Linked DNA regions of Mus musculus: region 2 is linked to region 1. A link is a loop called in an ENCODE intact Hi-C map of the cell type or tissue named here. Cell type or tissue: left cerebral cortex. All regions are shown on one strand. Links, peaks and the distances in the headings refer to the core of each region. The heading gives the core; the rest is flanking DNA. Region 1 overlaps Ank2 (ankyrin 2, brain). Region 2 overlaps Ank2 (ankyrin 2, brain).

The links. Hi-C counts contacts between places; a loop is a spot of excess contacts. Peaks named below come from ENCODE experiments on the same cell type or tissue, not always from the same donor. Only the 100,000 strongest peaks of a DNase experiment are listed, where the experiment ranks them.
Region 2: a loop joins it to region 1, with 3 times the contacts of the local background. A loop is called at or near these places in 9 of 42 quality-filtered maps.

What each region holds. Positions count from the first base shown.
Region 1 is chr3:127,291,849-127,296,242 of GRCm38, reverse strand. The region is part of intron 1 of Ank2 (ankyrin 2, brain); the gene reads left to right. Among named protein-coding and RNA genes, the nearest start is that of Gm52631, 92 kb to the left of the region's middle. In left cerebral cortex, for the core only: no CTCF peak of the experiment used is centred there; DNase peaks (open chromatin) are centred at 577, 1,084, 1,883 and 2,510; H3K27ac peaks cover 2,241 bases.
Region 2 is chr3:127,185,441-127,189,834 of GRCm38, reverse strand. The region is part of intron 1 of Ank2 (ankyrin 2, brain); the gene reads left to right. Among named protein-coding and RNA genes, the nearest start is that of Gm16958, 26 kb to the right of the region's middle. In left cerebral cortex, for the core only: a CTCF peak has its summit at 3,404 (motif pointing left); DNase peaks (open chromatin) are centred at 826, 1,208 and 2,542; H3K27ac peaks cover 1,088 bases.

The DNA.
Region 1 (4,394 bases), core at 118-4,117:
AAGTGGCAGGGAGGAGGGAGGCAGAAACTCTCAGCTTGTCTCTGTCGAGCTCATGGCAGAATCACAACTTAAAAAACAAAAACAAGCCAGGAGTTACACTTACAGAGGCAGTTTCCGGGTGGCCACGTGACCAGGGGTGTTAGGATGAACTGAAGCAGTGTAGCTTCGGCTACCCACTCACAATACATCCCAGTCAATGAGAGGAGTAATGGGGAAAGCAGAGAAGGGGGGTTTATTCAGTGTGGTCACATTTGAGAAAACAGATAAGGATGCCCAGAGAGCCACCAGGTTCACCTGAGTGGTACTGACATGAGCTTTAGGCTTAAACAGTGGAAGGACTGAGGCAGGAGCCATGGGGTCTTCTGCATAGTTAATTGGTCCAGGTGTGAGTTATCTCAATTCTCCTTCTGGAAGATGGCCCAAAAGTTCCGCTAATCTGACTCTTTCAAGACGCTCACCTCTGAGTTCAGACGCAGCCCCAGACACTGTGGATAATTGCCTTCATCTGGGTGTGTGTGGGCAGGTTGTGTCATAAGGTATCTGCTCTATTGTGCTGGGAATCTAAGGTGGCTAGAGAGGAGAGGTTAAGGACAAGGACTTGTCTCTGTGCATTTAGCCTAAGAAAAGAAGACAGACAGAGTGAAGGCAGAAACAGCATTTCATTTGCTGGATTCCATGTGTTTTAGCAAAAGGAACCTTTTTTTCTGGGTACCTGTTTCAGTGGAGCTCTTGAGGGGTGGTTCATCTTCATCTCTCTTACAGGGAGGCATTTCAATTCCCGAGACTGTTAGACTCAGCTCTCTCTCTCTCTCTCTCTCTCTCTCTCTCTCTCTCTCTCTCTCTCTCTCTCTGCCTCTCATTCTCTCCTCCCTTTTTTCCTTTTTTGGACAAAGGGCATTTGAGTCTTATTATTTTTGCTGCAACTTAATGTTGTTCATCTAGAACAAAACTGACAATATCAATGTCATAAATTTTGGGTTCCTGGGGTGGCCTTCATTTGCATTGCTGCCAGCCAAGTCTGAGAGTCACTTCCTTTCAGAGTGACTGAGTTATCAGAATCTCTGAGACAGACAGCTGAGTCCAGCCCCCGCACCTCTCAGAAAGCACACCTACTCATCACGTTCGTCTTATCTCGAGCTTCAGCTCACTCTTTTATTTAAAAATAATAGGAAAGTGGCTCCAGAAACCAAGAGGAAGGTCAGGAGTATAAAGGGAAGGGTTAACATGTGACCATTGCCGTAAGACACTACAAGAGTGAGTGTGTGTTTGCGCGTGCATGTCTGTATACAAGAAACAGGATTGCTGTAAGACACTATAAGAAATTGTGTGTTGAGTGTGTCAGTGAAGTGTTTGCTGTGTAAACGGAGACCCTGAATTCAGATCCCAAATCAGCCCTGGGGGCGGGGCATAGAGAAAGGAACATCCTGGGACCCACTGGCCAGCCACATCTAGACAATAGATGAGCCCCAGGGTCAGTGAGAGACCCTGCCTTGAGGAGCTATTATGGAGAGAAACTATTGGAAAAATTTCTTTAACTCACCCAAAGCATTTCTCCATGTGATCATAACTTTAGTTTATTGTGATTAGAACAAAGATAAGGAGAAGAGAAATAGAGGTGATCTAATGTTAATTTCTTGTGCAAACGGGTGGGCACACGCACAATGCCACCAAGACAGACGCAGTTTGAATTTTGCCTGCCTCTAGTCCGTGACTGGGGCTGGTCGTGGGCAGTGTTTTCACAGCCGGATGTCACTAAGATGTCCTGAGATGTAAAAGCAAAGTGACGTGCTTCGTGCAGAGTTCAGTGAACGCAGCTAAGCCTCGGCCTCGGAGCTCCTGACTGGGTCAGTGTGTTTCCACGGCTTCCTCCCTTCCCTGTGATGCTGGCTTTGTTGGCCTCGTTGCCTTTGACAAAGGGTCCATCTGGATGCGGCCACAGCAAGTCGATTCCTGTTTTCTCCGAGGTTGCCCTTGCCCCCTGTAAGCCAGCTTCTCATGTAAACTTAATGAGTGTGTTCCTTGTGACGTCCCCAAGGACGCCGATTAAAACGTTCAATAGTGCAGAGCCAGGGCCTCTGCTGGCCATTGTCCCTTCAGTCCCAATAGTCATAGCTTGGGTGATGAGTTGTGTAATGGTGGTGGTTCTCCATTAAGGAACTGGATTGAAACTAGAATCTTATTTCTTTCGGGCCACTGCACTATTGTTAGGGGTCACCCACTGTCCCTTGGACTACAGAGAGAAGTGTAGTGAGAAGAAGCCCCCCGTAGCCTTAAGAACCCCCAAACAGCTCACACCACCAGCCAACATACTCTGACAGCCCATTAAGAGGCAGAATAACATGCACCCTGCCTTACCTCCAAAACATCACTTGAGTCTCTGGAACAAAAAGAAAAAAAGTATTTGCAGCTTCAGTCTGCCTCTGATTTGTGGTGTCTGAAAAACAATTCAAATCACGTATTGGAAAGAGGCCAGGAGCCCCATCTGCCGAGAGTTTGTCTTTCTAAATTGGGTGCAGTGGGTAGCGCGGAAGGAAAATGACACACCTCTCATGAATATTTTCATGAACCCTCTCGGTCTCTAGAGAATCCGCCCATGCACTGTTAAATTGTGTCATTTGTGGGAACACAATGGCAAGAGCTTAAATTGGAAAGCAATACAAATTTAGCAAGAAAAACGTTTTCCATTAAAAGGTGGCCTGCTGCTTTCCTGTGTCCAATTTAAAGACCTGGAGGAACGGGAGAAATAGCCTCATCAAATGCGAGTCTAAACTTGGACTTGCCCCTTGGTACTTCATCCAGTGTGCAGCACAATTGCAGAATGTGTGGAAGGGAGGGAAGCAAAGAAGGCAAGGAAGGGAGGACTCGGAGGGCTCTGGACAGTATCGCCCTCTCACCTCTGACCAGGATGCTCATCAACACAGCTGATTGGAGTTTTGCAGAGGTATCAGGAACTGCGCATGCGCATCGTCCTCCTGGGCCTTAGGAATGTCTGAGTTTCACTTTTGAGGTGAAGGTCGTGTGGTGCAGAATGATTAATAAATTGGTTTGTTTATCTAACTAATGTTCTATGGAAAACTCATTCTCTGTATAAATCATTTCTCTCATTTCTCTTACAGTCCAGTTAAGCTCCCTCCCATTCTAGCCTTGGGGGAAGTAGAAGCAGGGAAAGGGAAGTGAGAGGAGGTGTGGCCTGTGTGTGTTCTGAGGAACAGAAGCGTAGTTACTGAAAGACGAGAGATATACCATGACCGGAATTAATAGTTTGTCTTTGGATAGATTAACTGTAGTTTCACTGCCAAGTGTGGTGGGCCACATTGTAATCCCAGCACTTGGCACACCAAGGCAAGAGGAGTACTATGCGTTATAGGCCAGTCTGGGAATACGTAGTAAATTCTAGGCCCTGGGGGTACATAATATGTTCAGGGATACATGGTAGCCCTGGCTTTAAAACCAACCAACCAACCAACCAACCAACCAACAACCAACCAACCAATCAACCAATCAACCAATCAACCAGCCAACCAACCAACCAACCAATCAACCAACCAGCCAACCAACCAACCAACCAACCAACTAATTAAGCAAGCAAGCAGCATCAACCAATCAAAGAACTAATCAACCACCCACTTAACCAACCAATTAAGCAAGCAACCAACCAACCAACTAACCAGCCAGCAAAACAGCCAGCCAAATAATAATCTTCTGTTTGAAGATAATCAAGTAAGACATTTAGCTAGAGGGGTACTTGAATCCGAACCTAGTGTTCCCTGTTACTGCATCTTTCATGTACATGGCTTTTCTTCATTTCCAGCCAAGATGGTGTCCTCTTCCCAGCTAAGGAAAGTCTGTTTGTTTGAGGTTCCTGCCTGTACGGCATCATCTTTTTGTAAAGGCAGACAGAGCTGGCTAGGGCGGGTGTGCCATGAGTGTAGACTGCTGGTGTGTGTTCACTCAGCAGAATTCAGAGTCTCTGAGTTGATGATAGTTCTTTGTTTGTTTGTTTGTTTCTTTTTTTATTCACTTTACATCCCTCTCGATACCCCCTCCTAATTACCTCCTCCCCCAATCCCTCCTCCTCTTCTCCTCTGAGCGGGTGGAGCTCCCCTGGCTATCCCCTGACTCTGACACATCAAGTCTCTGTAAGACTAAGTGCCTCCTCTTCCACTGAGGCCACACAAGGCAGCCCAGCTAGAAGAACATATCCCACGGTCAGGCAAGAGCTTTTGGGATAGCCCCTGCTCCAGTTGTTCAGGGCCCATATGAAGACCAAAATGCACATCTGCTACATATGTACAGGGAGGCCGAGGTCCAGCCTGTGTTTGTTCTTTGGTTGGTGGTTCAGACTCTGAGAGTCCCAAGGGTTCAGATTGGTTGACTCTGTTTTTCTTCGTGTG
Region 2 (4,394 bases), core at 179-4,178, 110 kb after region 1:
CCTCGGGTAGTTAATAGTATCAGAACCAGGTGCACTCCTACGAGAAGTCTGTGGAGCCATCTAGGAGGAAGAGGATGGCTTTGACTAATGGAGACACACTGCTACCTCAGAAAGCCTTTCCCCTACGAGATTCCTCAGTTAATAACTTTTCTTCCTACAGACTGCTCAAGCCTTGAATGTAGTTTTTATAAAGATCTAAAATCTCTGATAAGCAACCATTGTATAGCATATAGGACTACTCTTAACTTTCCTTCTTTCCAAAAATCCAATTCCCTTTGGCATCTCAAAATACTATTGCAGTATGCTACGATGAAACTCTTAAAGGACTGTAATGGACTGGGTATTCTCCTAAGATGTCTCCTTTTAAAGGGGTAGGCAAGATTTTAGGGCTTTATATGTTGTTGTTGGGTTTGGTTTTTTGTCCTCCTGCTTTGCCTGGAACTGCCTTGCCAAACCTAGGGCCTGGCACTTGATAGAGCAGCGCTCTACCACTGAGCTAACTCCCTTACCCCAATGAGCTTCTTAACGCTTACCCTGAGAAACCTGCAACTGACATAAAGGCAAAAAGCTGGCTTTTCACAGTTTGTTCTTTTTGCTGCGTCGTTTTGATGCATCCATATCTGCTCAGACTGCATCCCTTACCGTGAATCCTGGGACTGAAAATCCTGGGATGTTCAGATCAAACCACAAACACATTCCAGCTTTCTCTCAGTAGATTTTTAAATTAGAGTTTGTTACCAGTTCACTATCAGAAGACTTTCTACAAAAACTTTGAAATTCTAATTTCGCTACAAAAATACTGCAACATCAAGCCAGCCTTATGGCTTGAACATGACGATGTGAAACTGATTCAGATGGACTGTTTACAACCGGTCACCATCACCCACATCCCATACTTATGCAACCTGCTTGGCTGTGATCGGTGTTTGAGTTTGAGCCAATGATACAATAATGGTTAGCATGATCCAAGCATCCCTCTGATCCTTAATAATCAAAGGTAATTTAGAAAGTGCTATTAGGGAGGTTGAATTCGCATCAGTGATAAGAGTGGAGAGTCTTAGTAGATGAATGGAAATAAAAAGAATCGCATTTCAGAATCCTCTCTGCTTCCTCATTAAGCTCTGAATAACTGTAGATTGCTTGTCTCTGAATCTCATCATAAAAGCCTATCTTGGCAGTGGACACTTTAGCACAGATTGTGCCTGCTGCTTTAACAAATCCTGCCTATCAGTCATTTTCACCAAAACATTAAAATCCAGGCCAACCCAACCTGAGATTTTTGACCACCCTCACCACCCTTGTAAAGCTATTTTTAAAAAAGGGAGGCGGTGTTAATTGTAAGTCCAAATTACCTTAAACTCTGAATTTAAAAATTTAGACAAATTAAACCAAGCATGGTCAAATCTTTTGATCAAATGTTGGGTTTCCTAGGAGTTTGATGTATAATCTGCTTTTTTAAAAAATACGCTTTTATGTGTGTGTGTGAATGTTTTGATTGCCTGAATGTTGTGTGCGCTGTGTGAATGCCTGGAGCCTGCAGAGGCTAGAAGAGGGTGTTGGATGCCCTGGAACTGGACTTGCAGGTTGTTGTGAGCCACCATGTGACTTCTGGGAAGCGAACCTCAGACCTCTGCTAGAACAAGTGTTCTTAACCACACTGAGTCAGACTTCCAGGATCTTGATTTGTATTCTATGTTCTACAAGTTTATCATTATTAAACTTACTCCAAAATCTAGTTATTGTCATGTTCTAGTTATTGTCATATGAATTGATTTTTTAAAAATCTTTTAGTTTTTTTTTTTTTTATTTTCTAAAATTTCAAGACATGGTCTCCCTATGCAGGCCAGGTTGGCCTTAGATTCCTGGTCCCAATCCCTCAGGCTCCCAATTGTGACAGGCATGCCTGGCAAAAATCTGTGATTTTTTTTTTAATGAAATGAAAATTTTAAGACTTCTGTTTTTGATATCAGAGGAATGGAATGGATCAATACTGTAGAAAAATTACTCAAATTGCTTTTTAATCACAGTAACTGTCAGTGGTCAACTGTGTTGTGCCATCTCCATCTAGAGATAGAGGTCCCTAGATTAGACCACTGGAACACAGCGAGAGAGAGAGAGAGAGAGAGAGAGAGAGAGAGAGAGAGAGAGAGAGAGAGAGAGAGACCCTTTGGGTGACTTGCAAAGAACAGGCGTTTGTTTACCATGGCCATTTTTCCAAGTCTCTCTCCTTACCTCTCAAACATGTCACAGCTGCCACCAAATTTCAAAATGGTCTCTCTCTCTCTCTCTCTCTCTCTTATTTTAAAGCCATTTTAAGCAAACTTTGTGACAGTCTAAATGAGACTTAAGGATTTATTATCATAGATATTATAATGACAGGTAACAAAATTAGCCAGAGTGAAGCTAGATGGAAACTGAAGTTTCCTTATAAAATAAAGACATGTGTTGCTGTTGTCATGGCTTCTCTTATCCCAGGCTGTCTGAATGGTGTCAGTGTACTCGAGTTATTTTTAAGGTGTGGGCATGTGCAAAGATGAAAACCAGGGTGAGAATATTTCAGTTTATTTAGAATGACATCTGGCACTAAATATGAGTCTCACTATGCAAAACAGCAAACACATTATAACATTTCATCTATGTGGGGCTGTGAGGTGTGTGTGTGTGTGTGTGTGTGTGTGTGTGTGTGGTGTGCACATGAACAGTGATGTTAAGAAGTATCGTGGCTACTCTGGAGGTAACAATGACCTGAGTCTTCACTAATTCAACTGTCCTCAAACCAGTCTGATAGTCTGGGTTGTGTGTGTGTGTGTGTGTGTGTGTGTGTGTGTGTGAGAGAGAGAGAGAGAGAGAGAGAGAGAGAGAGAGAGATGTATCATGTTTCAGATCCCAGAGTTACAGAGACAGAATTTGTGTTTATACCTGTGGCTGATTCTATATCTGTTGAATCTGGACAAGTACCAGGCAAGAGAGACTGGATTACGCCTCAAATTAACTGTATAACCTCTAAGATTGACTACATTATGTATTTTACTTCCCTTCATCCATTGCCAGTAACTAAAGTTTAATTATGGGCAAATTAACTTGATATCATCATTTAGTTGCATATAAAAGAGAGATAATAGTGTCTACTTCATATTATTGCAAGAAAGTAAAAAACAATGTATATTAAGTACCGAAGACATGGATAATAACTGTGTTCAGTGGTTACTTTAATTATGGTTTCTCTGTGTATGGCGTTATCCTATAGATTGAATGACAAATGGGTTAAGACATCGCTCTTGGGTTGGATAGATGGCTCAGAGATTAAGAGCCCTGTCTGCTCTTCCAGAGGTCCTGAGTTCAATTCCAAGCAACCACATCATGGCTCATAACCTTCTATAATGAGATCTGGTGCCCTCTAGTGACCTACAGTCATACATGCAGGCAGAACATTGTATACATAATAAATAAATATTAAAAGAAAGAATTTGCTCTCAAATATACAGATACATACACTTGGTTTTTAAAACTCCAGAAGACAAGATTTCTAAGATGACTTAAAGAGTCCAACCGAACAGCTACTGGTGCTGGATTCAACCAGCCATATTCCTTCACAGTTCTTCTGCCCCTGTGTTGCTCATTTAACGACTTGAGATTTTTGTGGCTGCTATATGACACATACGATGCTTGGGCTTCCTTTAGTACCCTTATAGATTGCTAGATAAGTAACGGTCAGGTACTGTGCACACTATCCGAATGTGTGAGAGCAGGGAGGCAGGGTCAGGTCGCCTGAGGTTTCAGATCCCTAGACTGGAGACATTTAGAAGATCAGGAAAATAGTTCAGATTACTATCTTTCTGTTTTAGCCACAGAAACATACCCAAATAGCCCTAAACAGTTCTAACCCAGAACCCGTTTTCCTTCAGGAAGCAATTGCTTATTTGAAAACCTGGTCAGTGTGTAACAAAGCTGGCTGTGTATTAGAGCTCCAGACAAGGGTTGGATGTGGTGGGGCTCACCTGTAATCACAGCATGCAGGAGGCCGAGGCAGAAGCATTTTGAGTACAGGGCCTCCATGGGCAACTTGTGGACTTCAGTAGCATCCTGGCATAGATATTGAGACCCTATCTCGAGAAATAATAGTTTAAAAAATGTTCAAGAAGACTCCGCTATTGTTTTTTTCTGCTAAGCCACCTTTCTGTTTGGTACAGAGGCGCCCTTGGTGACTGATGGAGGACAAAGGACAGCTCCTTACAGGGTAGAGAGAGGAATTTCACTCTCTCAACTCTTCATTTAAAACTTCTCTGAAGAAACTGGGGATAGACCTCCCAGGGTCAGGCTCTTCCAGCAAGCAGGAAGCCCTGGTTTCCTTCCCTAGCACTACATGAAAGGGGTGACAGTAGGTGCCTGTCATC